Regions from separate parts of the Homo sapiens genome. Here region 1 is linked to region 2. The links are chromatin contacts, found by Hi-C or POLR2A ChIA-PET in ENCODE. All regions are on one chromosome and are shown on one strand. The core of a region is the stretch at or near the end of the contact, and the rest is flanking DNA. Distances in the headings are between cores, read along the strand shown. Region 1 holds the start of NDUFB10 (NADH:ubiquinone oxidoreductase subunit B10). Region 2 has its middle 21 kb from the start of SOX8.

What was found. A loop is a pair of places that touch in the nucleus more often than their neighbours do. ChIA-PET counts read pairs that join two places held with the same protein, here RNA polymerase II (POLR2A).
Region 1: a map of breast epithelium shows a loop between it and region 2 (17-fold over the local background). The contact joins the promoter of NDUFB10 here to the enhancer-like site in region 2. A Hi-C loop is called at or near these places in 1 of 168 maps with a recorded cell type or tissue (breast epithelium). POLR2A ChIA-PET finds 5 or more read pairs at or near these places in 1 of 52 experiments (HEK293T).

What each region holds. Positions count from the first base shown.
Region 1 is chr16:1,958,240-1,960,787 of GRCh38, reverse strand. NDUFB10 (NADH:ubiquinone oxidoreductase subunit B10) reads right to left here and starts at 1,250. Exons shown (of 4, transcript NM_004548.3): 1 at 1,034-1,250. The coding sequence starts at 1,163. RefSeq lists silencers at 621-730, 1,161-1,470 and an enhancer at 2,193-2,548.
Region 2 is chr16:999,703-1,006,485 of GRCh38, reverse strand. No RefSeq gene overlaps it. Among named protein-coding and RNA genes, the nearest start is that of SOX8, 21 kb to the right of the region's middle. RefSeq lists enhancers at 2,227-2,276, 3,928-4,584. Within about 2 kb of position 2,330, at least 3 of the 41 ENCODE cell types and tissues checked have a DNase peak (open chromatin) inside an H3K27ac peak, as active enhancers do.

The DNA of each region.
Region 1 (2,548 bases), core at 1-2,500, 960 kb before region 2:
GGCTCCAACAGGGAGCCTCCAGCAAGCAGAACTTACCACCTTACGGCCTCAGCTTCCTCACTGGGAAATGAACGAGCTAAAAGGAGAGCTCGAACATCCAGACACATAGGACAGACATGCTCTACAACTGCTACAAAAGAGAGGGAGCTGGGTCCGCTGTTGCACGGTTTCCAGATCTTTGGGGGTTTGATTTGGAGACTTCACCCTCTTACGGAAGAACCACCAGAGCATGCTATGCACCCCAAGTGTTCAAAAAGAACTGAACCAGGCTGGACACGGTGGCTCAGGCCTGTAATCCCAGCACCTGGGGGCCAAGGTGGGAGGATCACCTGAGGTCAGGAGTTCGAGACCAGCCTGGCCAACATGGTGAAACCCCGTGTCTACTAAAAATATAAAAATTAGCTGGGCGTGGTGGTGGTGCGCCTGTAATCCTAGTACTGGGGAGGCTGAGGCAGGAGAATCGCTTGAACCCGGGGTGGGGCAGAGGTTGCAGTGAGCCGAGATCGCGCCACTGCACTCCAGCCTGGGCAACAGAGTGAGACTGTCTCAGGAAAAAAAAAAACAACAAAAACTGAACTGGGCATTTTCCCGGTTCGTTCCAGAGATGCTGAATTTGGGCATCTCGGCCATCACCCCGACACTTGGTCATCCGGCAGAGAGACATTTGAGAGAGGCCTGAGGCCAGCGGTGCAGTGGAGGGGTGCCCGGGGCGGCGGGGGGCGGAGAGCAGTGCGGGGTCCTGGGGCAGTGGGCGCTGGGTGCGGCAGGGAGGGAAGAGTCCTGGGAAGAAGCGGGGCATCCCGGGGTGCAGGGGAGAGTAAGGGATCCTGGGAGGTGAGGTCCGGGGTGCAGTGGGAGGCCAAAGGAGGCGACGGAGCTCGGAGGTCTCCGGGGGTGGGGAGTTGTCCCCGGGGTGCAGCGGGGGGCGGTCTCAGGCAGACGGGACCCCGGAGGCATTGGAGGATCCAGGCAGGGTGTGGGATCCAGGGGTCCCCAGAGGCCGGCGAGGGAGCCCCGGGCTGGGGCTTCGTACCTCTCACGAGGGTCACGGGTCGGTCCACGATGAGGTCGAACGCTTTCATCATGTAGACGATGGGATTGGGCTGCACCGGCGTGCGGCGCGGGGGCTCAGGGTACACATCCTTGTCCCAGCTGTCCGGCATGGCGGCGGCGGGCGCGGACTCCGCTCCCGGACGCGCTGCCCTGGCCTCTACCTCCGTCCGGGTCCCGCGGCCTAGGTCGCCCGCTACAGAGGACGCCGAGGGCGGCTGCGTCTGCGCGCTGGCGCCGCGATGCACCATGGGACTTGTAGTTCCCCGGCTCCGCCGGGCGCGGCCGGGACCCGCCTCGCCGCAGGGCGCCCCCGCGTGGGGCCTCCGTTCTCGGTCTGTGCCGAGCGCCTACGCGGTGCTGGTCGCTGGTCTGGGCGCCTGGGAAGCAGCCGCGAACCGGACAGATTCCTGCTTACGATGAAAGAAACAGACAAAAGGCAACTGACATAAGGAATAGGAGGGGGTCATTCGGTTCCCACTGCGCGCCAGGCACTGTGCTGAGTGCAGCAGGGAATAAGATAAACTGTGATGGAGAACACAGGCCGTTAGAGCGCACACGACAAAGTGAACAAATAGCACGCGATTCCAAACACCCTACTCCTCCAGGAAGCTTTCCTGGATTGCCTAGTCCCTACAGACTTCTCTGGGCCCCGCTCTCTACAAGGGCCCCTCATGGACTGGCTGGTGCCAGTTAACTTGGGAGCCTGTCTGGGGGAGGGCAGGGAGCAGACCAGGAGGCAGGGCTTGCCCTTAGGCGGCTCATAGGGAGAAGGCACCTACCCTGGGCACAGGGCCCTCTGGCCGGCTTTGATGGTTCCATCCTGGCCCTGGGGCACTCTGGTGCTTCTAGGCAGCTCCACTGAGCAGGGTCCTGCTGGCCACATCTTCAGTCTCCACACCTGGCACGGCCCCTGGCTGCTATCCAGGGGGGACACTGGTCATGTCCTGTCCTGAGGTTGAGGCCAGCGACACAGAACCATCAACCCTACAGACAAACAGTGAGAGGTGACAGCGTGCTGGCAGTCCTCAGAGCCCTCGCTCGCTCTCGGCGCCTCCTCTGCCTGGGCTCCCACTTTGGCGGCACTTGAGGAGCCCCTTTCTGGGCTGGCCAAGGCCAGAGCGGGCTCCCTCAGCTTGCGGGGAGGTGTGGAGGGAGAGGCGCAGGCGGGAACCGGGGCTGCGCGCGGTGCTTTGCGGGCCAGCGCGAATTCCAGGTGGGTGTGGGCTCGGCGGGCCCCGCACTCGGAGAGCCTGGCCGGCCCTGCCGGCCCTGGGCAATGAGGGGCTTAGCACCCGGGCCAGCGGCTGCGGAGGGTGTGCTGGGTCCCCCAGCAGGCCGGCCCACCGGCGCTGCGCTCGATTTCTCTCGCCAGGCCTTAGCTGCCTCCCCGCGGGGCAGGGCTCGGGACCTACAGCCCGCCATGCCTGAGCCTCCCCCACTCCGTGGGCTCCTGTGCGGCCCGAACCTCCCCGACGAGCGCCGCCCCCTGCTCCAG
Region 2 (6,783 bases), core at 1,081-3,580:
ACCCCACGTGCCCAGTCCCTGAAGCTCCGCCCCAGCTCTCTCTAAAGTCCCATCGGCCTTGTGATGCCCTTGGGCCAACGCCTGCACCCCATTCCTGATAGGGAGGGAGGCAGGGGCCCAGCTCCTGGTGGACAGTGGAGCATGGCACAGACCCCCAGTGCCACCACCTCCCCTCCCCACACCATTTCCAAAAAACAAAATCAGCACACAATCAAGAAATAAAATCATCACTGCCCACTTCAGATGGAAATTCCCTCTTACCCGCTGATTTACTCATGGCTGGAAAGTAAGTTTTACAAATGTCTTTCTGTAGAGGACTTGGTTTGGGTGAGTTTTTTGTCTTTTTTTTTTTTTTAGATGGAGTCTTGCTGTGTCGCCCAGGCTGGAGTGCAGTGGCCAAATCTCAGCTCACTGCAAGCTCTGCCTCCCGGGTTCACACCATTCTCCTGCCTCAGCCTCCCGAGTAGCTGGGACTACAGGCACCTGCCACCGCGCCCGGCTAATTTTTTGTATTTTTAGTAGAGACGGGGTTTCACCGTGTCAACCAGGACGGTCCCTTTGTTCATATAAAAATCTAGAGCCGCCTTCTGCGAGCAGGCGTCCTGCCCCCCAGGGCGCTCAGGGGAGATATTTCTGCATGAAATACATCCCGTGGCAGGGCCTTGCTCTGAAGCAAAAATGAAGGCAGTAAATTCTGAGGAGGGATTTGTTTAACCTGTCACCTTGCGGCAAAGTGTGGCCCTGCCTGTCCTGACATACTCTCCTGTGTTTTTATAACACTTGGCTCGGCCACCGTGGAGGCTGGAAGAAAATCTGCCAATCGGGTGTTGCGGGGAGGGTTCACTCCTCTCCAGACAGAAGGAGCGCCAAGTCCTCCTGGGTCTACACCACACATCCATCTGCCCATTTTCCATTCACTCACTTGTTCACACCCACCTCCCTCGCTAGCCTTGCGGGGGTTGCTGGACAGGACCACAAAAGCTGGTGCCCAGCTCCGTCCCCAGCACGCCTGCCCCGACACGGTGAGGGGCTTTGTAACACGCCCAGCTCTGTCGCTCCAGACCCTGGGTGCACAGCTGAAGGAAGAAGAAGGAATCAGACACTTTGCCACACTCCAAGCTCCCCAACCCCAGCACAGGAGGCCTGCACAGGGAATGAGCTCTCTGTCTTAGGAGGTAAGCAAGAAGCTGAAAAGTCCTTGGGTTCAGGATGCTGTGGAGAGAGCCAGCTGGGCTAGGTGAACCTGGGGCCTCTACAGGAACACCCCCATCTCTTGTCCCTCTGTCCCCTCCCCCCATCTCTACCCCCTCCCCCGTCTCTTCTCCCTCTGTCCCCTCCCCCATCCCTGCTCCCTCTGTCCCCTCCCCCATTTCTACCCCCTCCCCCATCTCTGCTCCCTCTGTCCCCTCCCCCATCTCTACCCCCTCCCCTTCTCTTCTCCCTCTGTCCCCTCCCCCATCTCTACCCCCTCCCCCTTCTCTTCTCCCTCTGTCCCCTCCCCCATCTCTACACCCTCCCCTGTCTCTGCTCCCTCTGTCCCCTCCCTCATCTCTACCCCCTCCCCCATCTCTGCTCCCTCTGTCCCCTCCCCCATCTCTACCCCCTCCCCCGTCTCTTCTCCCTCCCCATCTGTTTTTTTTTTTTTTCTCGAGATAGGGTCTCACTCTGTCGCCCAGGCTGGAGTGCAGCGGTGTGATCTTGGCTCACTGCAGCCTCTGCCTCCTGGGCCCCAGTGATCCTCCTACCTCAGCCTCCTGATTGGCTGGGACTGCAAGTACACACCACCATGCCCAGCTAATTTTTGTATTTTTTGTAGAGATGGGGTCTTGCCATGTTGCCAGGCTGGTCTTGAACTCCTGAGATCAAGCAATTCACCCATCTCAGTTTCCCAAAGTGCTGGGATTACAGGCATGAGCCACGGCGCCCAGCCCCCATCTCTTCTCACTCCCCCATCTCTGCCCCCTCCCCGCCTGCGTGTCTGTGTGGATACCCGGCTCCAGGGGTCTCTCTGGACAGCCTCCTGGGGCACCCCACATGCTCCCCGCACCATGGGCAAGGCTGGAGCCACCTTCCCTGAATCAATACTGACCCAGGCCCAGGAGTGGGGCTGGGGCTGGGGCTGGGGCCAGGCTTGCTGGTCACTCCTGTGCCTGCCGTGCTCCGGGCTTGGAGACGCATGTGAAGGGTGGGAAATCGCCTGGGCCTCCTCACAGGGCGCTCACGTTCACCTTGGGAAAAATAACAGGTTTTGGTTTTGTTTTCTTTTTCTTTTTCTTAACCACAAAACACTCATCAATGGTTCTGAGGGGGCAGGAAACCTCAGGACTGAGTGTTGTCAGGAAATTGAGCTCCCGGGGCCACACGCGGGGCCGGCACGAGCCAGGGCGGCACATTCCAGAAGGCTGCTCCGTCAGTGCCACCCACTGCCCTATGTGCTTCATGCCCAGGGGGTCCACACAGGGCAGCAGAGGGTCCTCGGGCCAGGACAGTGGACGACCTCAGGGGGTAGAGCCCTCCAGACCCCTGAGGGGCCTTCGGGCTGGTCCCTCTGTGCCTGCCGTGGACCTTGCCTCCTCCTCTAAGGGCAGCAGCCTGTGGGGTCGCAGCCCCCCGTGTCCCTCCTCTAAGGACAGCAGCCTGTGGGGTCGCAGCCCCCCGTGTCCCTCCTCTAAGGCTTCAACCAGTGCACCTTGGGGGCCTGAGTTCAGCCCAGGTCAGATTCCGCCTCTGATGGGCCCTGGCTCGTGAGGCCTGATGCCGCCACGACCGCGTGCCGAGGGCTTTCCAGGGCGTCCCCTTGTGCCGTGTCCAGGCTGCCATCAGAGGAGTGCAGGGCATGAGGGGCTCTGGGCTTTTCCCAGGAAAGCAGCTGGCAGCCATCCACCCCTTCCCGGGACCACCACCGGGCTCCTGGCCAGCAGGACCTGCGCAGGCCTCTTCCGTCAGAGCAGCACTTTCCACAAAGCCTGGACACTGTCTGGCGTGGGGCTGTGGGGCCGCATGCTGTGTGCAGGAGTGGGTGTGAGCGAGGCCCATGAGGGGGCTGTGGCAGCAGGTGGGGCCCGGCCGCGTGAGTGCAGGGTCTCTGGACCCCGCACGGTTCCTCATTTGGAGCTCAGTCCCTGGACACGGCCACTCCATGGGGCTGCCAGGATGCCCCCCAGACCACGGCCATGGTGCTGGAGGCTAGGGACCCCTCCTGTGGCCTCTATAGCTCCCTCTCCACCCAGCACCCCCTCCCCATCACTCCATGCCAGCTGCAGGGAAGGCCCCCGGGTCTCTCAACCCACACCTTGGCCCAGCCCTGGCTCCAGGATCCCACCCCAGGGGCCCACTCTGCCACGGGACTTTCGTTTTTCCAAACTTAGAGCCGCCCCTGGCCAGCGGGGGCCGAGCCTGCGTCCACTGCTTGGCAGAGGAAATGTCTGCACTTCAGGCCTGTCCCGTGCCCTGGATGAACACCAGCCCTGGGCACTGCCCTCCGCCGTGGGAGGCCACTGTGGTCTTGAGGCTTCTGGGGAAAGGTCAGGCTTGTCTTTAAGCGACGCGATGCCGGTGGCCTGGATGAGTCACCCCCGAACGTGAGTCATCTCAGCTGCTGGGAATCTTCCAATTGTTTGATTGAGGTGAGATCCACATGGCGTAGAATTAGCCGTTCACGGCATGGGGTGCTGTGGCATCCAGCGGGGCCGCAGTATCTTGCAGCCACCTCCCCACGCCCTGCATGTCGTTCTGGGGCAATTTCATCCGGAAGGAAACCCCTCGCCCCTCGGCCGTCCCCCCAGTCCAGCTCTTGCGTCTGCGGACCTCCCTTTCTGGCATTTCCGCAGATGGAATCGCAGGTGGCCTCTCAGGCCTGGCCTCTTCTGCTCGGCGTGTGTCGAGTCCTTCCCTGCGGTGGCTGAGCCGAGGCTGCCCCTTTTCATGGCTCACGTTCCGCGGTATGGATGAGCCACGTCCGTGGGTTCCTTCACCCGGGGAGGGACATCGGGGCTGCGGCAGGTGCACATGTGCGGGTCCCTTCACCGGGGAGGGACATCAGACTGCGGTTGCACAGGTGCACAGATGTGGGGTGCCACAGACCCACGGTCTTGCTTGGTTTACCTGTGTGAGCCCTCAGGTCACCACCAGGAATCCAGCGTCTCTCCCCTCCAAAGATTCAGTGGAGCCTCAGGGAGCCCAGAAGGGGGCTGGGCCTCCCTCCTGCCACATCTCCAGTTCCAAGGGACCCTGAACTGTGCCCAGGTGACAGGGCCCTCAGAGCAAGGGACTGTCCACCACGTGGCTCACTGCCAAGAGCTCCTGGAGGTGCCAGCATTCCGCTGGGCCAGGAGGGCAGCAGCGGCGGATCTGAGCTACAGTTTGGACGGACCCCTCAGGCAGCAGAAGCCCCTCGGAGGCCCAGGGGAGAACTCCACGCCCCCACCCCTGGGGCTCCCTGGAAAGGCACCGAAGGAAAAAATGTTCCTGAAAAACTAAACAAGTGAATTCAGAAGCTCAGGTGTCAGAGCTGGGGCCCCATGACGGGCCAGGGACAGCCATCGGCCCCTCCGTGGACACCCAGGGTTCCCTGGAGGAGAAATCATACAGGGCAGGTGGTGAGAACTTGAACTTCACCTCCACGGTGGCTTCCTCACGGGGCGATGTGAGGCTTGGGTGAGGTGACGCGGCATGTTTCAGGCTGAACGGTGGCCACAGCTGACCCTGGGAATCTGTGACTCTGGCTTGGTTGGGAAATGGAGTCTTTGCAGATGTAATTGATCAAAAGATCTTGCAGTGGGGTCATCCTGGGTTATCTGGGTGGGACCTAAATCCAGCGATGAGTGTCCTCATAGAAGCAGAGGAGGAGACAGACATGCAGAGGAGACAGCCGCGTGAAGCCGGGACAGAGGTTGGAGCGATGTGGCCACAAGCCAAGGGACACCTGGAGCCACCAGGAGCTGGAATAGGCAGGAAGGATCTTCCTCTGGAGTCTCATTGGGGAGCGTGGCCCTGCCCAAGCCTTGATCTCAGACTTTTGGCCTGCAGACCTGTGAGAGGACAGGTTTGTTTTCTAAACCACTCGGCTCATGGCACTTTACTTGGGCAGCCATGTGGCACTGCCACACCCCCGCAGCCAGGCCCTCAGCTCCAGGCATCTGGAGCTGCCTACCCCGCGGTAAATGCTGAGCTGAGGAGGCATCTCCAAGCCACCTGGGCCCCAGCTCTGGGAGGCCCTCAGCACTCCAGCCAGGTGCTCATAGCTGCCGTGTCCCGGGGGCACCGAGGCAGGGCCCTACCCCACTGAATGGGAGGGGCAGCACCTCCAGACCCGAAAGGCCAGCGCCTGGGGAGCTGAACAGGGGAGACCCACCGTCCACACGTCTGCCTGGGACTCTCCTGGCTTTAGCCCTGAACATCCCTCAGCTTGGGGACCCCTGGGCCTAACCCCGACAGGCTGATCCTCCAGTGGATACTCCGCAACCTCCAGGCTTCACTTCGCAGCCCCCATATCTGCCCCTCACACCCAGCAGTTTTTCCTAGAGGCGCCACTGGGCAGCCTGCACGTCGGGGCCCAGGATGCCGTGGCCAGCAGTGGTTGGGATTTCACGGACTTTAGACAGCTGCCAGTGTCAGGGTCCCGGGGGCTTTTCCCGGCCGCCACCCCCCCCCGCCAAATGGAGCCATCAGCTCCCTCTCCCCAGTCATGGAGACCGCACTGCTGTCCTTCCTTCCAGGCCAGGAGGAGCCCCCGCCATGTGATGAGCTGGGACGTGTGTCCACCCCGTGAAACCTGCTCTGCACGGCCTGGTCTTCAGGAGAGGAGCAACCCAGATGGGCTGAGTGAGGAGCCCAGGACCCACAGCCACTGCACAGAGCCGGGGGCACCTGTTCCCCGCACCCCCGCTCTGCTTGCCCTCCCACACCCCCAACCTGGCTTCCCACCGACTTTCCTGCTGGCATTCCAGGGAAAATCAAATCTCCTGGGGAGAAACGGCTTCTGTGTCCAAATGAGCTTTCCGAGTCCAGGTGCAAATGGTTTGGGGAGCTCCAGGAGCAAAAATACGGTTTCAATTTTCCAAAGCAGGCCGAGATCCCCGAGTTTAACCCACATGGCCGAGAAGCGAGGTTCCCACCCAGACCCAGGTCATCACCCAGCCGAGGCCACGGGGAGTGCGCTGTGCACATGGCATCGCCAGGGCCTGGGGCTCCTGGCTGGAGGTCAGGGAACTGGGGTCCCTGTCCCCGGTCCCATGGCCGACAGCACTTCTTCCTCTGGCCGCGGCTGGAGAACCAGCTGTCCAGGCCACTTGTCAAGGTCACTAAGAAACTTGGGTGGGAGAAGGAATTCATCCCAAACTCAGGAACCTTCCTGGGGTCGGGAGACACGGCGCTCAGTGACCTCCCAACTGGTACTTCCCAGGGACGGGACGCGGCCCTCACAGGGGGCGGCAGGTGCAGCCTCAGCTCTGCAGCTACCGGCCCCACCTCGGTGTTGTCTGAGGTTAAATGGAGTCCCAGCCTCGTGCATCTTGATTTGAGGGCCCTGAGCCTGCGGGCATCAGGGAGGGCCAGGGAAGCACCAGCAGGTGTGCCAAAGTGTGGGCACCCCCAGGGGGCAAAGGCCCTGCCACCCTCCCAGGCCAGGCTCTCAGAAGCCCCAGGGAGCCCACAGTGCCCGGACCTGCCTGGCCCCTGCTGGCTGAGCTGCCCCGGAAGAGCCTCCCTGCTCTTGGGAATCCCTGCAGGTCCACAGAGCCCTACCCCACATCGGCCTCTGACTGCTGGCTCATGACTGCTGGC